6 separate regions of the Mus musculus genome follow, and regions 1, 2, 4, 5 and 6 are each linked to region 3. A link is a loop called in an ENCODE intact Hi-C map of the cell type or tissue named here. Cell type or tissue: heart. All regions are shown on one strand. Each heading gives the region's core, and the rest is flanking DNA. Links, peaks and the distances in the headings are about the cores only.

What was found. Peaks named below come from ENCODE experiments on the same cell type or tissue, not always from the same donor. Only the 100,000 strongest peaks of a DNase experiment are listed, where the experiment ranks them.
Region 1: it touches region 3 in a loop (2.3-fold over the local background); 8 of 42 quality-filtered maps call a loop at or near these places.
Region 2: it touches region 3 in a loop (2.9-fold over the local background); 9 of 42 quality-filtered maps call a loop at or near these places.
Region 4: it touches region 3 in a loop (2.7-fold over the local background); 12 of 42 quality-filtered maps call a loop at or near these places.
Region 5: it touches region 3 in a loop (4-fold over the local background); 4 of 42 quality-filtered maps call a loop at or near these places.
Region 6: a loop joins it to region 3, with 5 times the contacts of the local background. A loop is called at or near these places in 11 of 42 quality-filtered maps.

Annotation. Positions count from the first base shown.
Region 1 is chr9:41,444,799-41,449,660 of GRCm38, reverse strand. All of the region lies in intron 3 of Mir100hg (Mir100 Mirlet7a-2 Mir125b-1 cluster host gene), which reads right to left. Among named protein-coding and RNA genes, the nearest start is that of Mir100hg, 71 kb to the right of the region's middle. In heart, for the core only: no CTCF peak of the experiment used is centred there; a DNase peak (open chromatin) is centred at 2,000; H3K27ac peaks cover 2,739 bases.
Region 2 is chr9:41,950,918-41,955,779 of GRCm38, reverse strand. No RefSeq gene overlaps it. Among named protein-coding and RNA genes, the nearest start is that of Gm36227, 34 kb to the right of the region's middle. RefSeq lists an enhancer at 1,255-4,862. In heart, for the core only: a CTCF peak has its summit at 2,024 (motif pointing right); a DNase peak (open chromatin) is centred at 1,989; H3K4me3 peaks cover 1,394 bases; H3K27ac peaks cover 2,987 bases.
Region 3 is chr9:41,373,678-41,378,539 of GRCm38, reverse strand. It overlaps Mir100hg (Mir100 Mirlet7a-2 Mir125b-1 cluster host gene), which reads right to left and starts at 2,014. Exons shown (of 5, transcript NR_131928.1): 1 at 1,864-2,014. In heart, for the core only: no CTCF peak of the experiment used is centred there; DNase peaks (open chromatin) are centred at 2,019 and 2,359; H3K4me3 peaks cover 1,488 bases; H3K27ac peaks cover 2,925 bases.
Region 4 is chr9:41,226,167-41,231,028 of GRCm38, reverse strand. No RefSeq gene overlaps it. Among named protein-coding and RNA genes, the nearest start is that of 1700063D05Rik, 22 kb to the right of the region's middle. RefSeq lists an enhancer at 484-3,127. In heart, for the core only: a CTCF peak has its summit at 2,145 (motif pointing left); a DNase peak (open chromatin) is centred at 1,988; H3K4me3 peaks cover 925 bases; H3K27ac peaks cover 2,015 bases.
Region 5 is chr9:41,324,361-41,329,222 of GRCm38, reverse strand. No RefSeq gene overlaps it. Among named protein-coding and RNA genes, the nearest start is that of Gm25401, 13 kb to the left of the region's middle. In heart, for the core only: no CTCF peak of the experiment used is centred there; a DNase peak (open chromatin) is centred at 2,182; H3K4me3 peaks cover 1,532 bases; H3K27ac peaks cover 2,124 bases.
Region 6 is chr9:41,459,769-41,464,630 of GRCm38, reverse strand. The region is part of intron 3 of Mir100hg (Mir100 Mirlet7a-2 Mir125b-1 cluster host gene); the gene reads right to left. Among named protein-coding and RNA genes, the nearest start is that of Mir100, 69 kb to the left of the region's middle. In heart, for the core only: no CTCF peak of the experiment used is centred there; a DNase peak (open chromatin) is centred at 2,610; H3K27ac peaks cover 1,074 bases.

The DNA of each region.
Region 1 (4,862 bases), core at 450-4,449, 71 kb before region 3:
CAGAGATCATGGGCCAGGAGAAGGTACCCTCTTCTAGGGCAAGAAACTGTGTATATGAAGGATGGTCCTTGCCTTTCCACAGCAAAGTGCTGGAGTGTGTGTGTGTGTGTGTGTGTGTGCATGTGTGTGTTGCCAAGCTATTTTTAATTAAAAAGTGATGACAGCTGAATATATTCCCTGAGTCTGCAGCTAATAACTTCCCGACCTAGGCCTCACTTGTGAGACCCACTCTTGAAACCAGACTGTGTTAGCCCCGTGGGGCTTCTATTATTGGCTAGCCGTCTCAACAGATGCAGGTCTAACCAAATCCATGTCTAATATAAGCATGAGAGTGGGAAGATGAAAGGGAAAAATGTATGTGCTAAATCACCATCCACAGACAGAGAAGTGAACACAGGACACAGGCAGCCGTCTGAAGAGAAAACACCAAAGGTCATTGTCACAGAGGTCCTCAAGGCACCGGCACTAACTCTGTCCAGCCATCATCTACAGTTGTATCATTGATCTATTCATTATTCATATTAGATATATTTGTCTGGCTGCCCTGCCTCATAAGTGTCTCTCTCTCCCCCTCCCCCCTCTCTCTCCTTCTCCTCCTTCTCTTGCTCCCTCCTTCTCCTTGTGCCCCCTCCTACCCTCCTCCTTCTCTTCCTCCTCCTCTTCCTTGTCCTCCTTCTAGACAAGGCTTCATGTATCCCAAGTTTGCTTTCTTTGAAGGTGTTAAACTTCTAGTCTTCCTTCCTCTATCTCCTAAGATCACTGGTGTGAACCACAAAGTCTGGTTTGCCTGGGGCTAGGGATGGAACCCAGGGCTTCCTCCACACTAGATGAGTGTAGACCTAGCTACATCCCTGGGCTCTCCATTGCCCTTAACTTTTGCCTTGCCTCCACAGCTTCTTATTTTATAATTTGCTTGCCTTTTTTTTTTTTTTTTTTGCCCTAAAATACAAAGTCTCATGTCTGGCTTTAGTAGATGTTCAGAATGTTTTCAATCAATTAGCACTACTGTGCCATATGTCTAGCAATGGAATGAAGCTGGGGGAGTTCTAGGATTGGAAGATTTAACAAGATTGTCTGTGGTTTGACTGTCTCGATTTCTTTCTCATTTATCTCCTTCCCCCCTCCCTTCCTCTCTCCCTCCCTTCCTCTCTCCTTCCCTTCCTTCCTTCCTTCTTTCAAATAGTGTTTTATTTGTACAGTCCAGGCTGACCTGGAATTTCAGATCCTTTACCCTAAGCCCCCAAAGTGCTAGGATTACAGGCTTGCACCACAACATCCAGCAAGATTCAGCATTTTTAGTGTAAATGCACAAGGTAAGCCCACAGCTTAGCATTTTACACACAAATGATATTACTTAGAAAGACACGATAGTGTGATTTCCATTGTACAGACTTTTTTCCAAAGGTAGAGAGAAGCTGGGAATTTGCTAACACCCTCTCATTAGCTGCCTTAAATCTAGACCAGTGTGACTCGAGGATCACATGATGCTGCCACGGCATGGCCGAGGTCATTGTTCATCCATTTACTGCAGTGCTGGATTTGAATTCGGGGCTTCATGCATGCTAGGCAAGCTCTCGGTCACTGAACTACACTCCAGCCCTTCATCATATTCACGCCACTGCACCAATAAGAACACAGTTCGTCAAAATTCTAATGGGTGCATACCATAGCCATCCCCAAAGGAAACCCAAATGAGCATTTGAAAAAAGAATCCAGGTTCTCTTAACCCTGGTATTTTTTTTAAGTGGTCTTCACATCTTGCTTTCTTCCTTTCTGTTTCCATTTCATGCTGTTCCCCTCTGCTTTGTAGTCAGGAAGATGGAAAACAGCTGGTACCGTTTCCTAGCAGATAATCCTTCTTGGACTGGGGGAAAAAAATGCCTGTGACATCGTCTCAACTTCCTTCCCTCTGGCAGAAGACATGGCAGCGTGCCTCCTAGAGGGAAGGCTGTCCTCTCTCATAGGCTCCTCTACCCAGACAGGATCACAGCTGTCGGCAGGGAGCACTGGTAAGAACGCCAGCAGGACTGGATAATCCATGGGCAGATGCTCCTGGACCCAAGGATGCACGCTGCAACCAGGCACCAGAGCAAAGAAACTAAGAGTGTTTAAACAGGAATAAACGAGACTGGAAATCATGCGCCCTCCATCGTCTGCCGTCCCCACTGTCCTGCAGATACCTCCTGAGCCCCCGGACAGGGGTTAGGGGATAAAAATGAGGCAGGAAGGTCATGACAGCTGCTAGTTGGGGAAAACCAGGGATTGGCAAGCAGCCTCCTTCTGCTGGCATCAGGGGAACAAGGGAGCTGCCGGGAGAAGCATAAAAACACAGAAGCAGGGAGCCTTTCAAAGGAGAATGTCAAAGGCTTGGAGCCTGGTAGCTGAGGAAAACCTTGCCAAATGTTACAGAGAAAACAGGAAAGCTTTTGAGGCTCTGCATTCTGGGGTCATAGAACAATGAAAAAGGAAGTTTCAGAGGAAAATAACAAGCACTGTCAAGCTCGCTCCAGCCTCACAAAATCCTTCTGCCATTCTTACCGAAAGCAGAGGGAGGAAAAAAAAAAAAAAAAAAAAAAACCCTAACCTCCAGCCAGTGGGCTCAGTCCCATACCACAGCCCCTTCCCTGTGGCATGCTGGGCAGGAAGGGCCATGATGTGGCCTGCTCCCTGGAGACTAGAACAGAACATTTCCAGAACAAAGCCCGTGCAGTTACCTGAAGATCAAAGTTCATTCTTAATAAGGGGACTGTTGGAGGGGGCTGAGAGAGCAATCAATGTTGCCCTGCATTCCATTAAAAAAGGATTATGGGCTGTCTAACCAGGTAGGCAGTGTACTGTGTGAACTGAAATTTGTCCTTTGGAGGGGGTGTGGCAAAACAAAAGCCTGAGGAGACACAAACAACCACTGTTCAGAGCAGCAGGTTAGTGGCATGCTATCTGTGTTTGTGCGTCTGTGCAGGGAGTGTGCAGTATCTTCTGCTGTTGCTAAGATGGTTTCCCCCTTCACCGGCGTCTCACCCAATCAGAAGGTAGCTGCTCCTTATTGGTTGCCTGGTGTTATCGAATGACCATGACGAGCTGGAGTCAAGCCCACCTCATTGGTTTATTCCGATGGCCCATTGTCAGGGGACAGCAAATCAGACACCTAATCAATATTTTGTGAAGTGGCACTAGACTCCTGATGAAATTTGCATTAAATTTCTCCCTGTCTGTGCCTTTGCTCTCAGATAAGCATCATATTAACTTCAGTGATAGAGAGAGAGGCAACCGATCAAACCCTGCCGTCCTTCAGCCATTTTGGACTTATTCCTGAATCTAGGCCGGCATTGTGGAATACTAAATATGGAACGGAGGAATTGGTTACAAGCAAAATGCAGATCTCCCAAGCAGAAACATATTCAACCTGTCTAGAATGGTGATAGCCTTTCCAGATAATAAAATACTGAGTTTCCTCTTTCTTCCCTCCATCCTTCTGTCCCTCCCCTCCTTCATTTGTTTCTTCCAAAAGGATGAGCCAGGTTTGATAGTGACTCTGGATAGACATCATTGTGCCAGATGGGAAATGCCTTCTTGAGGGTGGGGGGTGGGGTGTTCCATAGCAAAGTGGTGTCCCTGAGAGCTAGGGTTCAAAACATTTTAATCTTTCTACCTCTGAACAAATCACTGGAAAGAGACAGAACTTCAGCTCTCCAAATGGGTGCCTTCCTGTGAGAGAACTAGATTCTGAGCCAAGCTTTGGTCTAGTGACCAGTGTTCTCCTGCTTCCTACAAGAATCACTATGAAATATGGGAGCAGGCAGAGTGGCTAGGTGTCTTAAGGAAGAGAAAGGGAGCAAGTATGCCCTGTGTTGCATAAAGAACACAGATACAAACAGGAAAATAAAAATCCCCGGAGCTCGTGTCTCTAGCTGCATATATATCAGAAGATGGTCTAGTCAGCCATCAGTGGAAAGAGAGGCCCATTGGTCGTGCAAACTTTATATGCCTCAGTACAAGGGAACACCAGGGGCAAGAAGTGGGAGTGGGAGGGTGGGGGAGTGGGTGGGGGAGCGTGTGGGGGACTTTTGGGATAGCATTGGAAATGTAAATAAAATAAATACCTAACTAAAAAATTTTGAAAAAAAAAGAAAAACAATGGAAACATTGGTCTTCCTACTATAATCAACATTTCATGTACAAGTTAATTGATAATAGTTATGCCTATGAAAGAAAGTAAACTTGCATTTAAATTTGTAAAAAAAAAAAAATCCCCACGGTCTTCCACCTACCACTGAGAAGCTAAAATGTCTACATGCCTATTTTCAGTTCTCTGTGCCTCCTGCCTGTTGCAACCAGCAGAGTCTGTTTGTCCAACAAACTTCCTCTTCCTTTACCTACCTGATCCCTTCATCATTTCCTCAAAAAATCTCCTGAAATCTATGCCTTACTTTAAGACAGCATTAACTTTTCAACTCTATTCTGTTTTCTAATCATTTCCAACATTATTAAAAAATACACTGCAAATTTATTACAGCACACACAAAGACACACACAGAGATACCACCAAGTTAAAAGAAAACCCCACACTGGTACCACTATGTTGATTATTAAAGCCAAAAGCATTCTGGATGTGTTACTCTGGGCTTCTTGATCCATTCTAGCTTTTCCCCTGGAATTACCTGGGTAGCCTATGACCAAGCAACACAAAGGTCAATGTAGATTCAACCTCAACGCTTGATCACCAGGCCTACAACCAGCATGTCTCCTGCATTTCATCATTGTTCTAATATCCCTGAGTATTACCCACATCACCTTTGAGTTTCTCTGCTCTCCAACCCCACACACAGTAAAACTCTGGAAAGAACTGCATTCAGTATTTATTT
Region 2 (4,862 bases), core at 423-4,422, 580 kb before region 3:
TCCCTGTCAATACAGTTAACCTGTCAATACAGATAACCATCGAACTCACTGCCCATTGTGAGGACACTAGCAGATCAAGAAATGCACTAGACAGTGCATCTCATTGTTAGCATTATAGGTGTCACCCACAAGTGTCTTCCTGCAGCTCTCTGTGGCCTTGGGTGAGGCATGCTTTATTTATGGAGGAGAAAGTTATAGGTGTCCCTGATTTTCAGGATGCAATCTGCATGGAGACTGGATTGACACAAGATGAACAGAAAATGGGAAAGGAGAAGTGATTTCAGGTTCCTCCACCCCGCCCTACCCCTGCTTTGGGAAGCAGCTCCAGTGTACTTGGTAGCAGTGGACAAAGGAGAGTGGGTGTGCTTAGAGAGCAGGTTGGTGGCCTTGCTGCCATCTCTGGTCCTTTACTGTTTGGACGTTTGTGGTCCTGCTACTACAAACTCATGTGACAAAGAGCACTTCATCTTCCCATATGTCCTTTCTCCGGGGCTTGATGGACTCAGAAGATGATCCAGACAGGTACTGGATCCTTGCTTCAGCTAAGAATACAAAACAATTAAAACCCAGCTGGGGAAGTCCATTGGTGTGGCTGTAACATAATGCTACAAGGTAGGTGACTTATAAACCACATTGTTCCTCACCAACTTAAAGGTGGGAAGTTCAAAATCCAGGCTCTGGAGATTGCATCTGCAAGGGCCTCTCCTTCTTTCATAGACTTCTTGCTTTTTCCTTGAATGGAGAAAAACAAACAAACAAACAAACAACCCCAGCAGGTCCCTGGTACATCTTTTTTTAATGAGAGAACTAATCCTATTCATTAGCTCCAATCTCATGACCCAAAAGGCTCTATCTCCCAATGCTATCGTTTTGTGGGGGCATGATCTCAGTCTACACATGTGTGGAGAACACAGACATCAGGTCTTGAGCATAGACCATGATGGCACAAAGGAGATTTGACAGCAGTATCTGATGGAGCAGGGAGTGGGAAAGGTAAGCGCTCCACGCTCCACCCCTGCCTCGCCTTGGCTTTTCCCAGCATCCAGCAAACCACTGTTTGTGTGTGTATGTGTGTGTGTGTGTTTGAGCGTGTGCTCATGCGCAGGAGTGTGAATGTGTGAGTGCATGCGTGTGTGCATATGTGTGTGTACGTTGATTGGTGGCAGTGTGGAGGTTGGATTTGGCAGCTACCCACTCACACATGTGAATGAGGAAAGGTGAGGGATTCGGGATGAGTCAGAGGGATTAAGGGACTTGGTGGGAAGAATGCTCCCTCGCTTCTCCTTCTACCATGCTTCCAGAGAGCAAAGGTTGTTACAATGACTAGGGATCTGAACTCCCTAGAAATGGTGGCTGGTTTGTGTTGTCTTCTCTCTGTGTGGTGTGTGATATCAGAAGAAACCCAGGCGTGCCTGGGTGACATGGTGTGCCAACTTGTAACAGAGCTAGAACCCTTTCTGGAAAAGTGTAAGTCTGTCAGGTCCAACAGAGCTGGCTGCCTTTTCACAGTCCCCTAGAAAGGCTTCCCGGGCTCAGAAGATCTCAACCCTGCTCCTCCTTTTCTTATCTCCAAGGGCCCGGACCTCCATTGGCTTCATGTCTCAAGGTCACAGTACTTAGGAGATTTTCACAGGTAGAAAGCAATGTCATCTGTGGGTCAAGTAGAGCAAGCTCAAGTGCACCCTGCTAGATCCCATAGATATGTTCTAGAGATTTGCACATCAGACCCCTCCCCCAGTTCAGCAGAACCCTTAAAAATAGGGGGGGGGCTATCATTTAAAGAAATTCAAACCTGCCCCTCTTTTATCTAATGAAGGGTCCTTTTGTCATGCAAATAATGTCATCCTTCTTCCAGTTGAGAGTCTGTCCTGGCTTCCCTTAAGTGAGACACACCTCCACGGAGCGAAGTGTGGGGATGGTACTCTGTGGGATTTTCCACACAGGCTAGTGACCACCCTTCTGTCTTTGTTGCAGTGTTGGCTCTGGAGCCCTTTGTTTATGACAGGTATTATTTTGGCCACTGGAGGGCCCTCTAGATAGCTGGAGAATTCTAGTTCTCGCCTGCAGCTCACGCCCAGATTTTTGAGCAAGCAGCAAGCATTTCAGTGAAAATCGGATTTAACTGGAGAAACTAGCAGTAGCGGTCGACATTCCTTTTATTTAGGAATTTAAGCATACGAGAAGCCTCTATTTAAAAGAGTGGCTTTTGGATTAGGGTCTGTTTGGAGCTGGAGGGGAGGGGCTGAGCTTGTGGTGTGTGGAGAGTGATCTTGCAGAACTCAGCCCAGCTTAGGAGAGCAGAGCTTTGAACAAAGGTTATTTTTTTTTTCCTGTGTGGGAAGGATCACACCAAGATGGATGGAGACAAGCGGGGACCAAATTATTTTTATGCTAGGAAAAGAGAGTCTTGGCCAGGACTAAAGCAACTGTTTGGGTCTATGACCCTTAACCGGGAAGGGAACACTGCTCCCAGGTTTTGTTTTGTTTTTTTTTTTTTGTTTTTTTTGTTTTTGTTTTTGTTTTTGTTTTTACTGTTTCATTTTTGAAGTCTACTTTAGAGATTTTTGGTTTTCTGATGTTGATAAGAACATTGTAAATCTGAGTTCTGAGATGATAACATAGTATAATAAGTTTTACATCCCTCCCTCTCTGCTCCCAAACACAGACCTGTTGAAGAACCAGGTAGGGAAAAAGAAAAGGGGATGGGAGGGCCTAGAGAGCAGAAAGGAAATTTGAGACAGTGAGCGTACGGTTTCCTCTTTGGAACACAAAGACAATCCATCAAAACTCTCCATACTAGACTGATATTAAGCCAGGCTAAAAGGAAGTTTCATGTTCTGACATTTTTACGGCCTGGAACAAGAAATGAATTGGAAAGAGGCCCCTGACAATGGGGGTGGGGGGAGATGGGGTGGTCGTAGAGAACCGGAGCCAAGCGCTGCTGGGGACAGGTGAGTCTGTAGGGACTCAGAAGGTTAGCTTGGGCCCTAGTAATCTAAGAACTCACTCGGTACCATGGAAACAGATATGGTCAGTGGGGACATAGCTCCTGTCAGGCTCTGTGGAGGACAGACAGGCTTGCTTCTTAGAAAATGTGTTTAGCTGTAAAAAAAATGAAGAGTCTTTTTCTGAAATCCCTTAGATCATAGACAGGTTCCTGACCCATATAAAGGACAAGCTTTCTATATTTATTTGAAGACGGATAGGAAAGGATGCAGCTCCGATAGACAGAGCCTCAGTTTCCTTTTTAACCCTGTCGGTTTGTAGGTTAGAGGACACAGTCAGACTGTACAGACAGACAGACAGACTTTGGGGAATGTTGCCCCAGAGCTGAGGATGTGCCCACCAGCCCAGCCCGGTCAAGGGACACAGGAGCCCCTGGCAAGCCTGCATCTTTTGACCAGTGTTTTGCTCTTTCTATTAACCCCTTGTCACCTGTGGAAAGCAGGTACGTAGGAGCACATACAGTTACCCAGTAACACCTAAGAACCTCCATCTGGTAAGGAAAAGACAACTGAGACTGGAGCCTGGGTCTTGGATCACGGCTGACCTGGAGTGACAGGAGGCAAATGATGGTCCCTTGACACCATGTTCCCAGAAAGGCTGAGAATGGCTTATCTGTAAGGGCTGGAGGCTAGGGCAGAAGCAGGCTGGGGGAAGGAATTCCTCACTGAGACCAAAGGTGGATTCTACATCCCTCCCTAGTCTGTACTCTTCTCCCTGCCTCTGAGGTCCTAGCTGTCATTGTGTGTAACGCTGACACGCACACGTTTTCCTCTGACGTATTTGTACACATATATACTTCTTGCAAACACTTGTGCGGAGTGTTAGGCACTTGGCAGGCAAGCAATGAATAACTTGGGGAAGACTGAACAAAACGCTAAGGTTGTATGTCATGGCTGTCAGTGAGGTCCCTGTTCAGAGCTGGGATCCACCACTGGCTTTTTGAGGGTGGACGAGTTACACAGAAAGGGATGGACAAGCTCTGCCTGACGACAGTAGTATCTCTGAACTCTGGAGCATTCTCAGACCTACTGCACAACCATAGCAGGAAAGAGAGCTGGTTGGTGGGAGTGCAGGGCGGGAGCTGGGAAGTGGTTTCTTTGTTCTGGGAGATTTCAGCCGGCACGAACCGCAAATTTTACTGTCTGCACACCAAGAGCCCCTCCCCTCCCCCTTACCGCCTTCCTTTCCAACCTGAGAATTCATTCGCTGCCACCCTCGGTCTCTTCCTCTGCCCCAGAGCAGTCACCAGGGAAAGATCTCTTTGTTGAGAACACCCCGAGACAACTCAGAGTTGCAGAGTTCCCAGGGCACTGCCAGGGTTGCCCTCCGAGGAGAGTGGTCTCCCGGGCACAGACCCCCACCTGTTGATCTCTCCTTTCCCCGGGGGTGAGCGGCAACTTGCATTGTGCCGGGATCTCACGCGTTTCCCCGGCAGGCTCGGCAGATGGCGCTCATGAGCAAAGCCACCACGGTCCCTTCCCTGCCCCTCCCCACCGTCGGGGCCTCGCTGGGCTAAAGCAAAAACAGATGTTTTCATCATTTTTGGATCTGGCACGTGACTTGCAGTTCAGCAATGTGCCGACAGAACCCAGAGTTGTGTGTTTCCTTCATCTCCCGCAAAATAAAACAATCTTCCTTAAATGAGCGTTCCTCTAAGTGAGCCTGCGACACACGATCTCTTTAGCACAAGGGGTTGTTTGCTTAATGGAACTCCAACTGCGAGTGCCCTGCTAGCCAGTCTTGGGTCTATAATTGGGAAGAGGTCCTTTTTCAGAGAAGACAGTGAGCGGCCAGACTGGCTATCTTTACCTTAAGGGCTGGGGACAGGCGCTAGCGTTTTAAAAATAGCCCTGGTC
Region 3 (4,862 bases), core at 360-4,359:
CTGGATGGAGGCGTCCCGCAGAGAAGGAAAAAACAAGGGTGTCTTGAATTGTTGGATGGCTCTGAAGCTTCCTGCATCTGCGGATGCATTTTAGAACTGTTTGCAGGGTGATTCATTCTCTCTCTCTCTCTCTCTCTCTCTCTCTCTCTCTCTCTCTCTCTCTCTCTCTCTCTCTCCCTCTGTTGTATGCCCCATCACCTCCACCACACTTCCATTGGTACGGAGACCACCTGCCCGTGTAAGTGAGCCTGTGTATTCCTTAGTATTTGCATCAACACACACATCTGCATGCGCGTCTGACCTGAGGAGCCTATCACCGTGACTACAAATATCAATTAGTCAGCACTAGCTGAGACTTTCAACGCCTCTGAAGGGACAAAGCTGGAAAGACATGCATACGTTCCAGCAGCTGCATCGCGCAGCTCACAGGATGTACACAGCGGCGCCTCTCTGTTTTGCCTTTTACTTACCCCCTCAAATCTATGTCCTATTCTGGCTATGAACAGACCCAGTCAAGTAATTAGCTATGGCACATCCATAAACTCATGTGCTTCCTGGGCATGGTTGGAAATAAGATACGTTAAACTGAACTAAAACCAAAAATGCCTCTCTTTACAGCGTATTTGATCCTTTCTCCATTTTAGCCAGCTGATACGAGGAGCTAAAAGTAACTGTTCTTTGTCTCAGTGGCTCCTAAGAAAGAGGCAAGGGAGACTGAGCAGAGAAGAAAAGCAATAGAAAATGTTCAGCTGCAGAAAAGCATCCGGGGAGGTTCATTCTTCTCCACAGAGGAAAACACTTCAAGATTTACAGGCAGTCTGGATTTTGGCTAACATTGGGTTTGTTTGTTTGAGGGGGAGGGTGTGTGTGTGTGTGTGTGTGTGTGTGTGTGTGTGTGTGTGTGTGTGTGTGTGTGTGTGTTGTGGTGTTTGGTTGCTCGTGGAGAATAACAGCTTATGTTGGGCATGTCTGTATTCTGTATTGGTTAGTACTGAATGCATTCTGAGCTTACTCACCGTCTGAAATAAAATAAATAATTTTTTTTTATTTCGTTTTACAAAAACCTCCACATAACCTTTGGAAAAACAATGCACTGCCTTGGGTGGCCAAGGACACAGAAATACTGCTACTCTGAAACTCTGTGTGTGTGTGTGTGTGTGTGTGAGAGAGAGAGAGAGAGAGAGAGAGAGAGAGAGAGACTAGGTAACAATCGCTCTCCCTCACTTTCCGGTTTCCAGAGGAATGGTGTGCTCTGGAGCCCTTCATATGTGTGCTTTGTGCCTCTCCTTTCTCCTACATGGGAAATGGGATTTCTTTCATTAGTCCCTCTTGTTAGAATTAAAATCATTTTAAATGAGACACAAAGTATCTTGACGCTCTCTGACTCTGTAAAGGAGACAGTAGTCTCACCTGGAGACCCCCTTTTCTCAGCCAGGCTGGAGCAGGAGCACAGGCTGTCCTCTGGGGTCTTTCTCATCTCCCTTTTGAGATTATTATTCTAAAGAGCCATTTCTGTGTCCTCTCCTCTCGGGTACAATAGCTCAACAACCGTTTCAGTGTGTGAGGTAGCCCCAGAAGCTAAGACATTTGGAGCTGACATTCAAAAGAGAGACCCCCAAAACAACAAATCATTAAAAAAACAACAAAAAAAAAAACCCTGTTTACAGAGACAGGGAATGCGAGTCTAGCAAAGCTTTCCTAATGAGAGGAAGTGTTACAAATCCTGAGAGAGATTCAAATCAGAATAGATCGAGGATAGAGAGGGGCTAGGAAAACCCCTCAACCCCTGGGCACTTAGAAAAAAACCTAACAAGGTTGAGGAGAAGAAAGGAAATGTGCAAAATAGCCAGCGAGGTGACCCACCGTCCTGCGTGCGCCTTGACTCTTGCCGAGGGGAGTAACAGCCACAGCAGTGACATCGGAGTTCTAGCGGGTCAGGTGCCACCTCTGCCCAGCGCTCTCGCCCTCCCCGGCAGGATAGAAAACCATGCTCGAGACAGAGAAGGAGCAAACAGGCGCCACCGCCAAGTCACGGACCCCCATCAGCACCGGCTGGTCTCTGAAAGCCTTGGATCAAGGGTCCCATTCAAAGGCAACGAGGAAGCAGACAGTGGCAAATCAGACCCTGGCGGGCCTTCTGGAATAATTTAACTCCTCGCTCCAGCATTTAGATGGGGATAGCAAGAAACACAGGCGAGAGCTCCTTCACACCGAGGCGCGAGCATATGCCTGCATCTCGGTGGATGTATTTTTAGACACGCTGTCATGGGCAAGGCAGCCTGCGACAGCTTTTGCTTCCCAATGTGGGTGCCGCCTTCTCTGCAGCCTGAAAGCAGCTGAGAGAGCCCAGGGTAGCCATACACATCTCTCAGCAAGCCAAAGGTCAGGCAGGAGAAGAGCACACCCACCCCCAACCATAAGCCATTGTCCCTGTGCTCAGAAAGCAGTCGAAACATTTTCAAGATGTGTTCTAGAAGGAGGGTCATGTGCTGTGGCCGTGTGTGCACTTCCTGTCTTTGCAGGCTGAAAGCATTAGCAGGATTCAGACACACCTTGGGGAAGAAAATTCTAGCATAGGCCCGCCCAGAAGAATAAAAACATTAGGCTGGACATGTGTTATTAATAACACATACTAAACTTTTCAATGCATCCAAACCATATTATTCTAGAAAAAAAAAAATAAAGATGAGTGACCCTTTGTGGTAGATTTAAATGTGCTGTGAAAATCTGGGTATCTAGCCTGAAATTTTTAAATAATAAACTCTCATCTCATTAAAATACAATAAACTACTACACAAATACCTGGGCATTACTTTGTGAACCAAAGCAACCAAGTCTAGTGTGTTCTAATCTGATCTGGAGATTTTTGCCCCCAATGACATATTTTAGAAGACCCCCTTAAATTTTTCATATTAACGTACTTATGAAATATGTATGCAGACATACCTGATGTATGTAAAAATTCTCAAGTTAATTTGAATTTATGGGAAAAAAATCTTTTGGAAGAGTAGGTTAAGCAATCAACATAGCAAGATAACCATAAACAAAATCTCTAACTACATACCAGTGTCTCTGGGGTTTCATATATTCTGAGAATGGGGAGTGGAAATAAGCCAAAGCAACCTTGTAACATGCAACATTGTAAATAAAACTGCTTAAGACATGAGCAAAATGTCTGCCTTCCACATTGGGGAGTCTCTCTTTTCCTCTCTGCCATATGTAGGTAATCTACGAAAGAGAGCTGTCCAAAATGGGTTAACTCCCAACTCCTAGAAAGCCCACAGACACACACTCTGAGTTCTCCTCTTCCTTTAAGGGCAGAGACAGTGTACGATTTCACATTGTAAATCTCACAAGGCCTGAATAAAGCTCTCACAAGAACTGACAAAGAAAGAATAATTCACGTCAGACCAAAATGCTCCTTTCAGACAGATCTGGACCCAAAGGCAGGGAGAATCCAGAGTTCAACTCCCCATCACACTTCCCGAGTCTTTCAATTAATGGCACTGCAATCAGATCGATAGAATGTAATAAGAAAAGAGCTCTGCATTTTCTGCAGCTATTAATTCGCTGACTAACTTCAGCAGTAAAACGTGACTGGAAAGGAAAACCACTTAGGAAGATGGATTCTCTAAGCATGCCAGGCAACCATTCCCCGGCCCAAAAATGAGCCCTGTAGCTTTCTTTGCCCTTCCAGCCACTGTTGTGAGGATCGAGCAAGTGAGGAGATGGTGCTATCAAGGCTGAGCCTCGCCTTCCTGTCACAAGACACTGCAATATTCTAACACCACGGATCTGAACAAATGCATCTTTGCTTGGGATTTTGGTACAAAGAATCCTGACGTGCTGGTTGCAGCATGGGCGGGTTGGGGAGGGGCAGCCATTGTTCTCTGCCCAGGAAGGCAGTCCCGAGCCACCAAAACCCTGATCTTGGTTTTCAGTGACAGTCTGAACAGAGGAAAGGCTAGAGCAATGTCAGACTAGCAAAGATACTCTCTGAGCTCTACCACAAGCCAGATTATCACAGTGAAGGACATGCCAGGGCAACACTGCCTGCCTAAACAATTTTGTCACCAGAGACTGGCCTGAGAGCAAAGCTGGTGTTCCCTGTGGCAGGGCACAGAAGGGCTGGTCTAAAGTGCTCCTTGCCCTGCCTTTCTGGAGCTTGAAAAATATTCAAAATATTCAGAAATTCACAAAAAGCACAAGAACGAGCACCCTAAACGTCAATTCAACACCAGGTAGTCAGCCCTAAAGGCATAGACACACAAGCAACGTCAAATGGACTCAGCAGATTGTTTGTATTTATGTGTTTATGTGAATGAGTGCTCACACTGGTAATAATATTAAGAAAAAGAAGGTATGGATCTGAGAGAGACTGAGGGCAGTGTGGCAGGAGTTGAAGAGAGAAGAGAGAAGGAGAAATCATGTAATTGTATTTGATTATTAAAAATGATATACCCTTTAAAAGGGGAGGGGAGTATAGTCTAACTTTATTAAGTGTTAGATGAGATAGCATGCATAGAAAAGTCTATAAACTGTTCACCCCTATAACTGATCTTATTATCTTTGACACGAACTGGTACACTTTTTAAAATAGAGCATGAAATTCAGTGGGAAAACATTTGCATAAAGGAGTGGATGCTGTGACCCAGGTCTAGTGGCGTATTTCAAAGCCATAAAGCAACAGCAGCCATTTCTACTGGGAAAGATGGAACTGCTAAATCCATCTTCCTAGTGGTCCCAATCTTAGTACTACTGATGTCTTCCGAGGGTAGAAAATCCTAAAAACTTAAAATACTAAGAGGAGATTGCAAGAAATGTAACAAAGTGTCATAAACTATTACCTATGTTCCCAGAGG
Region 4 (4,862 bases), core at 622-4,621, 150 kb after region 3:
ACCAAGCTCAGCTTTCTCTCTTTGGAGACAGGGTACAGTCGACAGATGAAAGCGCACAATGGTCAGATACATTTACATTTCCGATAAACAGTTGGCTTGTTAGCATACATGTCTCAATAACCCCATAAGAAATCTAATTTTAGGAGTTCTGGGTTCTTATTTTCTAAATCTGGTACCTCTGGAACAGGAAGAAGATGTATTAATCACCCCAGAGCTGTGTGAACTGCAAGATAGATAGATAGATAGATAGATAGATAGATAGATAGATAGATAGATAGATAGATACATAGATACATAGATACATAGATACATAGATACATAGATACATAGATAGATACATAGATAGATACATAGATAGATACATAGACAGATACATAGATAGATACATAGATAGATACATAGATAGATACATAGATAGATAAATTGTAATCTTCACCCTTTTAAAAAGTTTTAGAAATTTATTTGAGTCCAGTTACAAGCTGCCCTCTGACCCTTACATGCCAGTCATGGCATGGGAGCACTCATCCACACACAATAAATGTATACGCATGCATATGTGCACATGCCTGCGTGTATGTGTGGTTATGGGTATACTGCGTGCATTCTTGCATGCGTGCATGAGTTGTGTGTGTGCACACACATATGTGTGTCTGTGTGTGTCTGTATGCGTGTGTGTGTGTGTGTGTGTGTGTTTGTGTGCGCACGCGTGTGTGTTCATGCACCTCAGCGCTCATGCGGAAGTCAGAGGACAACTTTCAGAAGTCTTCCGTCCCCTTGAGGCAGGGTCTCCAGTGTAATCTTCCTGGGTTGGAGCACCATCTTCGGAGATAAAATGCTACCTAAACTTAAGATCAGTTTATTGCTAGCTAGATTATACACAGCATCACTCCATCACCCAATATTTACCTGGAGACTAACTGGTATCGGGCAATGGGTGATGGGCAGTGGGTGCTGTATTTAGAGCAAAAAGATCCGAGGTTGAATTTCATCATTGACTGTAGCACCTTCGGCAAATTAATTCCTCAGCGTCTCAGATTCTTTGTCTACGGCAATGGGGATAAGACAGTTATTATAAGAGCCAAATTAGCTAATGTGCACAGAAGCACTCTGCTTTTATGAATGGCTATAAACAGATTATGACTTATTAGAGAGCCACTCTGATCTAGGAGTAGCCCGACCGTCAGATCCCAGCACGTGGGGAGAAGAGAAGGGATAGGGTCAACCTGAGGTATGCAGTGAAACCCAGGGGAAGAGATGGGGAGAAAGTGAAGGAGAGAAGAAAAAGAAGAAGAAAAAGGTGCCGCCAAAAGGTACCCTGGCTTCAGCTCGCCTTGAAGTGGGTTATTGTCGAAGCTGCACAGGGAGGAGCTCTTTCTCCAAATTTTCAAGGGCAGAATTCTTAGCCAGTAACCACAAGTAGTTATTTTACCATCCATTCTCTTTATATTTCAAAAGACTCGGGTTCAAATGTCAGTTCCAAGTCTCTGTTTCTTCTCATAACAAATGGACCAAATGATATTCACTCCACAGGAAGGAGGGCTAAGAAAAATAGAGGCTTACTTGGGGTTTTCTGTCTAGGGATGTGTGTTCTCATCTGTGCTCCTCCTGGAGTGTCCCCTGTAAGCCCCGGGGAGTGGATAGGCTTAAGGAATAGGCCTCAGTTTTCCTTGTCTTTCTTTGCTTAGTGGCTCTAAAATCAGAGCCCAGCAGGAGAGTCGTGGGAGAGGCCTTCTAAGATGGGGTCAGAAACGCTCAAAGCAGTATTACTACCGATCTCCCTGCACTCCCAAGACAATAACCTTCTCTAATCACTACCAGATTCCACATTCGCGCCAGAAAGCAGCAGGGAGCAGTTGCCTTGACCCGCCAGGGCCTCCAGCCCCTCCCCGCCAGACGCAGACTAATGCGATACAGACGTCTCCCTCCCAGCACCGCTCTCCCACCCGCAGTCCCTCTCCAGACGGACATCGCTCTTCCGAAGTCATTTTTTGCAGGTCACCAGGCCACTTTTCCACGAAGCCAGGGAGAAGCCTGCACCTCGGGACTTCCTAGCTACCCAGAGGGTATTGTATTCACTCCTGGCGGAAGCCAACTTCAAAAGGGTATCAGGCGGGGCTTCTCACTCATTTCGATGGTACAACAGTGACCTCCAGTGGCAGAGCCGGGAGACAAAAAAAATCTGCAACGTCTCAGAATATTCCTGTCCTCATAGAAGACAGTCTACAATAGGACACGATTTCTCTTGTAAACAGCGTCTAGGACGACGACGACGGTGATGGACTCCATAGTTGCTGAATCCAAGCAATCCTGCAGAGATAGCCAGTGGCAAGTTTCCAACCCACGATCTGAGCTCCATGGCCTATCATTTATTTAGTACAGCTCCCTCAGCTCTTAATCCACTCCAGACCCCGCCCTGGTGCCCAAGTGGCTTGTGTTAATTCCACTGCTAGAAATGACCTCTTCATCTCTCTGCCTGATAAAATCTTCGTGTGATGATGTCAGATGAGAACATGCCACTTGGGGACACTTTCCAGATCATCCCTCCTAACAGAATTGATTTTGTCTTCAAAACCAAATAGTATCAAGGACGTCAATACTGCTGAATGCATTCGGCTTGAGAAGCAACACGGTACAGCACTGTTGTAGGGACTTCCACTGCTGAGAGTTCTAGGTGAAGGATGGAAGGGTGTGGGAGTGTCAGGCACATCTGCAGCACCATGACACATGCCTGAGGAAATGACATAAGAGAGGAAGGGTTTATTTTGGCCCACAGATTTGTATCTTTCTGTCCACTGTCATTGGTATCTGTTGGTTCCAGTCCAGTGTTTGGTGAGGCAGAACATGAGGGCAAAGAGCAAAGTGGCCCTCCTTGGGACAGATAGGAGATGGGAAGGGACTTAATAAAGACAAAATACATCTCCTAATACATCATTAGAGGCTACTTCCTCCAGTGTGGCCTTCCCTCCTATCTCTACCAACTCCCATCATATTATGAGCTTGTGAATGGACTGATCTACAGATTAGTTCCGAGTCCTCAGGAACCAGTCATCTTCCCTTCGCTCGACTGTTGACTGTCGCGTTGAGAATAGAGCCCTTCACATGTGATCCTTGACAAGGGGCACACTTCATATGCAAATTATAATTACTGAGCTCAGAATGCTGCAGACTAGTGGGGTGTGCACAGGAAAAAACAACTGCCATCGAGTGTAGTAAGGAGTTCCATATTTGTCTCAAGTAAGAGTCATCACTCCAGTCAGGGGGAAGAAATGCAATCAGAGACTGTCTAAATAAATGGAAGGGCTTTGCTTGGGTATTTGGGGGCTGAACGGGAGTTAATGAGGCAGGTAGAATGATTTAAGATGGGGGAAGAAAAGAAAAGATGCTCATTTGGATGTGAAATAACTACCTAGAAGTGATTTCGTTGCGACAAGGGGCAGCCCACGCTGGCTGGATTATCTATCACTGGATGTTTTACAGTCAAGAGATACTAGGCTGGAAGACTACTGAAAGCAGGATTGGGATCTTCCAAACTGTTGGCTATATAACCCAGGGTCATCAATGATTGCTGAACTATAGCATGATTCGGGGAGAATAAGCTCACGCATAAGCTAGAGTGGCTCACAAAACAGGATAAAAATCAAAATCTGGTTTCTGCCCATTAGTGGTTCTCAGATGCACTGGCATACGAATGTATTGGTCAAATCTCATCCACTGGGATGAAGCTAAGTTATTGAGCTGGTGAGCAAACAGGTCAGGCACAGTGCCTCAAGATGGAAGGCAAAACCACAAGAAGGGCAGCTGCCCAGCCTGCAGTGTGGAGACAAATGTCAACGTTGCAGGAAATGAGATGCCCGACGGAAGAGTGGAGATCTCAAACCAAGTCTGTGAACTGCATCTTGCTGAAACACGACTCATTTTCGGTGTCCTCGCTCTTGAGAGGAAGTCCAATGAAGATGCTCAGAAGGTCTGGCTCTGAGATCCAGGGAGGATCAGAGGGACCAAAGGGGCCCCAATCTCCCTTCAAACATATGTTCTGAGCAGCTGGGGAATGACGGTCTGTTTGTTCTTCAGCGTCAGATAATAAATTCTGGCTGAATCTGATGGAATTTAGCCTTTCTGGATAATTTATCATGAATGAAGAATTATATGCCCCCTTGATATATGGTGCAGGAGACACATCGGTGCCTGAGATGAACAGTAACTTAAGTCATGAAGCTATGTATCCATGTGTGTTTATATCTGCACACCCCAGGGTCTCCCTGCACACCGGAAAGGACTACAGTTAATCTACAGCTGGTGGTGCTTGGTGTGGGGAAAGCAGGTGACCTGCTGCAGAAGGTGCAAAACTCCATCCAGGCCGGTAGTGAAAGTCTTCACTGTGGGAATGAAACACAACACAGAGACCTGTCTGCCCACCGATATATTAGAAAGATACATTAGATGCAATATCCATTCCCCATTAGAAACTGAGCTGCCTGAGGGGCCTCACCCAGCACAGCACCTAACTCAGCACTCAATAAACCCTGGCTGAGTCAGAGAAGAATAAGCCCCTCAAGAAGAGGAACTAGGAAGTTCCTGGAGACACCTGGAGGGTGTGCAGAAGAACCAGAGCATTCTGTGGTCCCCAGACACGCCCTTTTATCTTTGCGCCAATACAGTTAATATGGACATTAGAACGAATGGCCATCTGGAAAACAGATAAAGGTGATTTTGGATTCTGGCTGTGCCACTTCATTAGCTTGGGCAATGAATGTCTTAAAGTGTCTGAGGTGCTATTTGGCTCTAGAAGACATCCAGAAGTTCTGTGTATAAAGGTGACCCTTGCTGTCTGCTATAATATTAAAAAGTAAAATAAAATAACA
Region 5 (4,862 bases), core at 480-4,479, 49 kb after region 3:
TGTACACACAGAATGTATTCACTCACACTCATACACACATGTGCACATGTACACCTCCACATGCAAGCACCCCCATACATGGACACACTCATCCATGCATACACATTCATGCACATAAACACACACACATATGCACACACTCACCTTCAGGAAGACCTGTGTTTTTTCACCCCAGAAAGTGTCTGCGCCTTCAATCAAACCACTCAAGAAAGGTGCCATAAGTTAGAGGGAAGCAAAGGAGCCTGAAGGACCCTCACTGTTGCCTTAGAGAATGGTCTTCATCAAACAAAGCCCATCCATCCATGAAGACCGACCTTAACTTGGAGAAACAGAAAGGCAGATGCAGCTTTCAAAGAGCTCCAGGACTAGATCCAAGAGCAGAAGTCCTCTCTGGAGCACTGGATGGGGGCATAAGTCCCAGCCAGGGTGGATCTGCCTCTCCCTCCTGATCTCCCCTGAGGTCCTGTGACTCACAGCTCTCCACACCTGCTGCCCCTTAAGAGCAGATAGACATAAGTTAAGAGAACAAGGTCAGCTCACAGGCCATGCATTCTTTGACCACACGCCCCGCCTCTCTCAGGCCTTCCTGGGAGCAGAGGGTAATTAGGAGCTGGTGCTGCCGTATTTGACCCTATGAAAATGCAAGAGCTTTCATTTACGTGCCCTGAATAGATGGCACGTCTGACTTACATATTGGTAGCCTGTGATGTACTGGATGCCAGCAAATATTTAATCCCAGACAAATCAATAATACTTAACTTGCCCTTTTGCTTTGAAAAGGAAAAAAAAATTCCCCTTTGCTCTAAAGATTTGTGCATAATATTGCAAAATAGCTCAGGACACAGTCTCCCTTCAAGCCGTGTAGTTTCCTAAGCCCAGCCCTCAGATATTTTTAAAGGAACTGTCTTTGCACACTTGCTTGCTCTGCTGAGTGTGACATCATCATCACCTGATGTTACAGAACAATGCTTTAAAGTTGGATCCACTTTCTCAAAAAAAAAAAAAAAAAGAAAGAAAGAAAAAAAAAGATTTAAAGGTGCAAACCTCAGTAAATCAGTGAGTTCACAGCACATGATATTTTTCTTGGCTTGCATCTAGTTCCCATGAGGATCTTGATTTAAATTGTTCATTACAAACTGTCTCTGCCTTCTGCTGGTTATCTCCCTCCAAAACTACACTTTATCACTACACATACTCTTAAAAAGATACAGTCGTTCCTGAGAAGCAGAGAGTTGAATATTTTTTTAAAAAGACATTTTTTTGCACATTAAACAGGAAAAAAGCTCTTCTCTCTCTCTCTCTCTCTCTCTCTCTCTCTCTCTCTCTCTCTCTCTCTCTCTCTCCCCCTCCCCCCCATCCCCAAGGGTTCTCAATTCAGCCTCCAAACCTACCAAAAGTTTCAGAAACAATGACAGAAATAAGCTAACTCCCTTCTATCTTTGGCAGCACAAAAGCTAACTTCATGAAAGCCACCCTTGCCAAGAATTAATGCCATGCAAACCACATCCACATTTGACTGTGACTGCTACATCGGTTCACCACAATATTTACTTGAAAAACATATAATTTGCAGTAGAGAAGAAAGAGAAAGAAGAAAGAGAAAACTCCTGTACCAAAAAAAAAAAGTTTCTTTCAAATGCAAATTAATCCAAAGATATATCTTTCCCTGTTTTTGGAAAATCACTCTAGCATAAGAAAACCATAGTTCGCGTGGGAAAAAAAATATTGGTATATGAACACCCACCAGTTGAAAAGACAATTAAATTGCTGTCAGTTCCCTGAACTACTAAGAAAAGACGACTCCTGACTCTGGAAGCCTTGAGAGTACTTGATTAGCTTCTACTGACCTAAGAAGTCTTCTGGTCCCAGGTAGCCAACAACATTCTTTTCTTCTCCAGTGAGATGCTGGTGTGAACATCAGAGGGCATTGTATTACTGAACTGATCAGAAAATAACATTGTTACTGATCTTCTGAGAGAGAGAGAGAGAGAGAGAGAGAGAGAGAGAGAGAGAGAGAGAGAGAGAGAGGCAAAGCACAATGTAATGGAGCATTCTTCCTGGTAGGGAAAAAAAAAAGTAAAGGCAGCCCTGCTGGACTGAGTTCAAACATAGCTGACAGACTCCGGGAGAATTTACACTGAGCATGCTTGCCTGCGCGGCTTGCATGAGACACTCTTAATGAATATTACTTCCTTCCCACTGGCTAGCCCTGGAAGTCCACACCCTCCCCTCTTTCAGAAGTCAGGAACTTAGCATCAGCCAAAGCCCAGAAAACAGACTTCCAGGGAGGCCTTGTCTCCCTGATCCATAAACTTTCAGGTTATGACCTGCGGGTCAGCATGACAAATAGAACATGGGGTGAGTTTTCTCTGCCCTTGATTATGTTCCCGGCTTTGTGCCTGCCTGTCCGAAATGGCAGCTACCCCAGAGAGAAGAAAAACAGACGGCTGGCTTTTTCTCTAAAGAAAGAGCTGTCCCAAATGCCTGGATAAAGGCCTTTCTCCAGCCAGCTCTGGGAGCCAGGTCAGAAGGAAGGTTTTTCTTGTGACTTAAAATTCATTGCAATTATTTTTAACTTCTGGCTACAATGAACTAAAATGCCTACCAGTTTTGAAAGCTTACCTGTCACCTCTCTCTAAAATGCTGTGTAACTAAATCTAATCTAAGAATACGCTTAGAATCCATTTTAGCCTGATGTGTCTAACATGCGCATTGCATCCGTGGGCATTCAGCCGACACTGTAAGGCAGGTATTTCTTATTGTTGTGGTTGTTGCTGCTGCGGCTGCCACTGTTGCTTTCCATACAATATTTTCCCTTTCCCTAAGACAGAAAGTCTAAAAATTTAAAAATAGGCTATTTTTCTGACGGTCTTGGAAGACAAGATTGTTACTCAGGGAAGAGGGGACGTGGGGAGGGAAGCCTCAGACAGCATTCACAACAAAAACAGAGGGCACTTTCCTTTTTGAGGAATGATATTGAAATCTATTTTATTATCCACCTGATATTTTCAGATTCCCGTTTATAAGTGCCAAATGACAGTTATATAACATTAAATACTCATTTAAATGACAGTGCTTACTTATCCAGCAAGCTCCAGCAAAGCACACACAGAGTTTTGTTTGAAAAACAATGACATTAGAGTTTAAAAGGGCAAAAGAAACTACGCTTACAAAGAAACATTATCCTCGCAAGCCTCTGAGACAAAGCTTGCCTGGCCAGCATTGATCCATGATTGACAAAAGGTATCTGTCTAAACCTGACAAGAAAGCCAGCTTCTCCTAGGGCCTGTAGCCATGACACAGCCATGCTGTGCTTCTGGTTGGTCCTGTTGTCTGAGGCTGTTGTTACACAAACATCTCCTTGCCTCCTGCTCTTGAACAAATTCAGTCACTCACACGTGCCTCCTTTTCTGTAATTCTGAGAATTTTGGGAGTGTTCAGACATGGGACTTGTTTTGTTTGTTTTCATGCTTTCTCTAAGGGAAGAAAAAAGCTGAGCCCCCCTCCCCAACACACATACACACTGCAAGGTGTTTATATGTACGAGAAAGAGAGCAAATGGATTTCTCAGATGTTAGATTAAGCCAGAGAAAAAGAGAGTTTGGAATGGCTGAACCATCCTCATGGCAAGACATCGTAGAGGTCAGAGAGGACCCATGGCACAGCAAAAAGGGCAGGGACCCTCAGCCTGTAGTAGTGTCTTAGCCTACAACGTCTCCACCCCCCTTCACCAGGGCCCATGTTTGTGTCTCTCTCTCCATAACATAGTGTGACCTCTGGATCTAGTTTCCTGTTCTAGGCAACACGAAGACCTGAGTGAGGTTGGCCATGCTTTTCTTCAGTCAAAAACATCAGAGACATGTTAGGAAATAGTCGTGAAGGCATGGCTGGGATACACCCTAGAAGCCTCTGTATTTAGATAGGAAATCATGGGATGTCATGGGCAGCTTTTGTAAAGAATCAATTCATCTAGAGCAATCCTTTGCCAAGATTCAAATGTCAGCCAATAAGTTGCTTCCCAAATCTGTGGAGGAGATATCTCACACATCCCAGAAATCACAGGTAACACGAAACCATATGGCTTCAGCACTCCCTCCTTTACACAAAGCTGTCATAAAGTGCCATTTGCACATTAAGCACAATAAGAGATCGATAAGAACTACTTTTAAAAGGTAGAGCAATCACTAACAGCATACTGGCTAAGTTAGACATGGTGGCATAAGCCTGTAATCCCTACTACTCAGAGCCTAAAGCAAGAGGATCAGGAATCCCAGAAGAGCTCCAAGAGTGAGGTCAAGGCAAGGTCAAGGCTAGCCTGTGCAATTTCGTGAGACTCTGTTCTGAAATTTCAAAATCTAAAATAAAAGAGTTCTGGGAATATAGTTCAATGATAGGGCGGAGGTCTAGCATACATATCCCCTGGGTTTAATCCTTAAAACAAAAGTGGGTGGTGATGTTAAGTAAAATAAAGATTATTTGAACGCTAGCACCAAGAGAGCTGGTTATGTGCATACAAAGTGGAAATGCTCAAAAAAAAGGGAAGGCTCACGCTCAAGGAAGAAGAGAGTGGAATTGAATGCAGTTCCATGGCACTAAAAATACCATGCAACCAAAAATCTGCAAATTATCCATATAGAGCACTTTTATTTAACATCTTCAGACCCCAATTGACTACTTCCTGAAATCAAAGTTTAGATAAGAGACAGCTTTATGTAGTAATTCATGGATCACAGCGGGCATGAGTACCCAGGACACAAAGCTTTTGTGGGAGCTGAGGTAAAGAGTGAGCAGGGAAGGGAACCTAGCAAGGCGCCAGATCTTGAGATGGTGTGGCAGATAGGGATGGGAAGAAGCTAGCTGCA
Region 6 (4,862 bases), core at 598-4,597, 86 kb before region 3:
AGCACCAGAAAGGCCTGCCCTCACAAGATGGGCACCATGCCGGGTTACGCCTGGTCCTGAGGAGACATCGCTAAAGCATTTCAACAGGGCTCCTCTGAGCCAGCTCCTGGGGCACACACAAAGACCCATTCAGGGTGACTGCAACTCTGAAAGCCAGCAGATGCTCTGAGGGGCCTGGGAAGGGGTGGAGAAGCCACACAGAGCCTGGCACTAACCCTCTGGGCCCCGCCCTGGGCAAGTGGGCCTGGAGGGCTTGGGTCTGCAGCCACTCCACAATCTTTGTTTCTCCCTCTATTTCTTTTTCTGACCACGGTCCAGGGCAACAAGGACACCAGCTGCCATAGAATAGATTGAATAACGTCCCCCGAGGAGGCTGGAAGCACCACCTCTCTAATGCCAATCCATTTGGCAGGGTATTCAATCGAAACAGGCCATTACTAACTGGCTTGCTATTGCCAAGTGCCTCTTTAAAATTGTGTGTGTGTGTGTGTGTGTGTGTGTGTGTGTGTGTGTGTGTGTGTGTGTGTGTGTGTGTGTGTGTGTTTTCATATGTATATGTATTGGTGCATGTGCACATGAGGATGCAGATGTGCTGTGTACATAGACCAAAGTCATCCTTGGGAATTTAAGCCACTCCCTTTAAGACAGGATTTCTCCTTAGGCTAAGCTGGCCAGTGAACTTTGGAGATCGTCCTGCTTCTGCCTCCCTCGAGTTGAGGTTGTGAGCCTCTACCACCACACCCAACATTTTTACGTGGATCCTGGGAATCGAACTCAGACCCTTAAGCTGGCAAGGAAAGCATTTTACTGGCTGATCCATCACCACCACCATCCTGCCCAGTCTTAAAGGTGCCTCTTTGGGGAGGGAGGATATACCCCTCAGAGGTTCCTAGTCTGAGCAGATACAGGCTAGAACATGGAAGTGAGTTATTCCCCAAGATTTACAGGTGGCTCCCTGTCCTTTAGCCTCTAATTTCCTACCTGCCAAATGACCTGTTGGAACTCAGAGTAGCTACCATGTGCTTCATCTGAGCAGCAGCCTGGTTGTGGGTCCCTCCTTCCTCTCCATGTCATGTTGACTTGCAAGGAGAGTTCCTGGTCTAGGTGTCCAGCTTCAAAGATGCTTCAAGGACCACATTCCTTGGATGCAGACAAACAGGATTACCTGCTTTGCTCTCTCTCTCCTAATACACAGAAGGCTGTTGTGTGAAGGACACAAGCAAACCAAGAAGCAGAAAACAGAGACTCTTGAAGTCATCAAGGTTGGATGACATGATCTATAAGTCAGCATCCCATTCTAGAAAAGAGCTGAAAGGACTTCTCAAATCAAGGCAGTTGTAGGTCAACCAATCACTGCAGTCCTCTGGATGTGTGTATTTATCTGGACATCATGCTCTCTCCCAGCCATTTAAAAAAAGTATATGGAAATTGTCTGCTTGTCCTCTATGTTCCCAGTGGTCAGTTGCTGTACTTAACACCAGCACCTCCCAGTGCTAACACAGAGCAGGAATTTAGTAAGTGCTTACTGAGCAAAATGAATGTGCCCCCTCGCTCGAGGGCTCTTGCTGGCACAGCCACTCACTTCTTCTCTTTCCCAAGAGTATCATGTAACCTTTGCTCTCAGGAAGTTCTGACTTGCGTTTATCTCAAGTCTCTTTTATGCATATATTTCTGAGTTTTATTTTTTCCCTTCTAATTTCAAAAAACAATTGCTGGTCATGTGCCTCACGCTTATCAGAGTAACTGCAGAAGTCAGCCATTCTACAAAGTCAGCTTTATTTAAGGAATTAAATTGGAAATGAGCATTTGAGATCTCGGGGCCACCTTTCCCTTTTGATAGACAAATAGCAAAGAATTTTTTAGATGAAGTTTGAGACAGACACAGAGGTACACCTGTAATCCCAACACTCTACAGGCTAAGGTGGGAGAACCATAAGTTGGAGGTTAGCCTATGCTACAGAGTGAGACCTACCTCGAAAATGATACCTAGAGGATTTTGATCAGCTAGAGTCTTGGCATTACAGTGACGTTTTGAGGTGAGCCTCCAATATGCCATGCTTATATTACATGTGTAAGTATATGTTTAAGGGACAAATGTGTAAGAACCTATTGTCAAGAGCTGATCAGACTAGAACAGGGAACCATCGGAAGGCAAGAAAAGCAAACCTTTTCTCTCTGTGGTCCTTTGTTTAAAATCACTAACTCATTGGTGAGGATGCAGGAAAGTCCCAAGAGTTTAAACAACACAATGAACCAAAAATCAAACTTGAGAAAACTGGGACGGGGGTAGGGGTGGGGGGTGGGGGCTGTCAATTGGTACAAATTGAGGATGTGATGAAAGTCCATTAAAGGACAAATGTCATATGCCCGTTGCCCTTTCAAAAGAAATGTTTGTGCGTTTTCACTGCTAAAGCAAGTTTCCACTGACCACACATTCAGAAAGCTAGCAAGAATTGCCCTTCAGCAGCCCTCAAACTGGCAGACTCCTTCCTTCTGGCCAGTGAGCTCAGGGTCTGCGTGACTGCAAGGCAAGTCATTTGGGGACACTGGAATTCTGAGCTAGGAGCCAGACGAGGCAACAAAGATAAGGTCTGGACAGAAACCTGGCAGCCTAAGCAACATCTGCTGGGACCAAGGGTTTGGCTCTGGCTCCTGCCGGGCTTGCTAGGGCTGCAAGCCGGGAAGCAGGCCTGTGGTGCTCCTGACAGCAGGTGGCGCAGGAGAGCAAAAACCAAACCCGGCAGGACCCAAGAGGAAGCAGGAACCATTGTGTTCTTCCGGCCTTTGCAAGTAAGCACCATTGTCAAGGGAGGCCACGGAGACCATGCTCGCCTCTTAACGTTCCACACATTTCCTCGGTGGGGTACAAAGTTACATGTGGGTCTTTCTCAGGGAAAGAAAAAAACAAGATGGGCCTAGAGATAAACCTTTCAGGAAATGTGCCACGAAAATCCAAGATTCAACATTGTACATTGATTTCAGAAGCCGGAGCTGAAAGGTGCAAACCACTCTGAACTCTGAGACAGGGCATGACCAAAGTTCAGTTTCTGAAGTTCCATCCACATCTAAAAAACAAAACCAAAACAATAACAAGGAAAACACCCACCTAACGTGACTGGCGGCAGTCTAGAACGCAACAGTTTTGAATAGCCACAGCAAGAAAGAAAACACAGGTGCATCTTTAATGAGACTAAAAGAAGCAACTTTAATGTCTCTCTCCTTCTAAGCTTGTCTCCAAATACATCCTTTGTGGGAAAAGGCAGTGTAAAGGCTCCCTTCCCACATAAATACCCAGAATTCCTCATATTCTGTGTTCCACAGGGAAGAGAAATTAGTCCTTCTTGTTCATTCTTTTTTGTTTTTTTTTGTTTTGGGGGGGTTGCTTGTTTGTTTGTTTTTCAAGACAGGGTTTCTCTGTATAGCCCTGGCTGTTCTTGTTCATTTTTATAGTATCACAAATTTAAGAACCTTATGCAGTAGAAGATTCTAAGTGCTGGCGGTGGGGGTGTACCTGACGTACAGGGTACAAAAGAGCCCTTCTTCTCAAATACACAATACCCCGTGAGCCTCAAAGCAGTAGGGGGCAAAGATGTTCTTCAGCTGTGTAGGTTGGCTTGGGGGGAAACCGTGAGTAAACGAGAGGAATTTTCCTTGTTTTTCCACTTGGTTTCCTTTTGTGTTGGGATTTCTTACACAGGCAAGGAGCTCTCTAAGCACCAGTGTTATATAAACCAGTGTTCAAAGTTTATGTAAGCGTGGAGAGCAAAGAGCTCCCTGGCTTAGAGAAAGTTGGTGGAACATTCAATGCATTTGTTCAACATTCAAGGCTCCCCAAAGCTTCTGGACGTTTTGCTTCACTAGTAGATGTGTTCTGGATCTATCATATGACCTACCTGCTGCCGTGGTGGATGCCCACACCATAGGTGTTTCAATGACAGAAAGTGTGAGTCAACAACAACAAAAAACAAAAAGAAACAGTTAACAGTACGAAGAAGAGAGAAGTCAATACCTCGGGGGCCGGGGGAGGGGGTCGGGGGGAGGGGGAGGGGGCCGGGGGAGGGGGTGTCAGGTCAGGAAACATGATGTGGAGGGGTATGGGTGGGAGTTATTTTATGTCCTGTGCCATTGTATATGTTTGAAATGCCTTTCTGCTCCGATAATTTTCCATTTGTGAATGATTTCTGGTCTTCCCGAATTGGTCACACTGTAACCCCCCTAAATCAGCATCCTGACCCTTACGAATCCCAAAGAAGTCTTCCACAGGAATGACACTCAAATCTTGATCTGTTACACTCGCCACTCGCCACCTGGAAGAGCATTTGGGTTATTTCACTCACTGCCTCCTACAACCTGCACCTAAGCCGCATCGCTAGCTACAATCAGAATGGGCACAGTTGCACCTCCAGTAGAAGATAATTGCTTTAGAATATCATCAATATTCTATGCTTAACATTCTCAGCATGTTTTTAATTGTAGCAGTCTTACTCTAGATAGCACAAGATCCTGCCTCAAGGCTCTCCATGCCCCTTCAAAGCTACAGGTTCACAGCCTCTACACTGGGTCTCCCCATCTTAACAAAGAAAAGGAGGAGTGTTTCCACTCATTCCCAGCAGACTGGAAGAGGACAGACACTAAGGTCAGCTTGAGACCCATTTTGCATGGTTGTTTTCCAGTCTGCATTGAGTATGACTATTCGATAGAAATGAGGTCTGAGTGATTCAATTTGACATGATAGCACTCTTTCATTTAATTTTAAAATAAATAAGGCTATCAATTTTTTTTTATTTAAACGCAGTTTAATGGACTGTATGACTCTGACACGTAGCAATCTGTTAAACCCATGTTTGGTTTCACAGATTTGT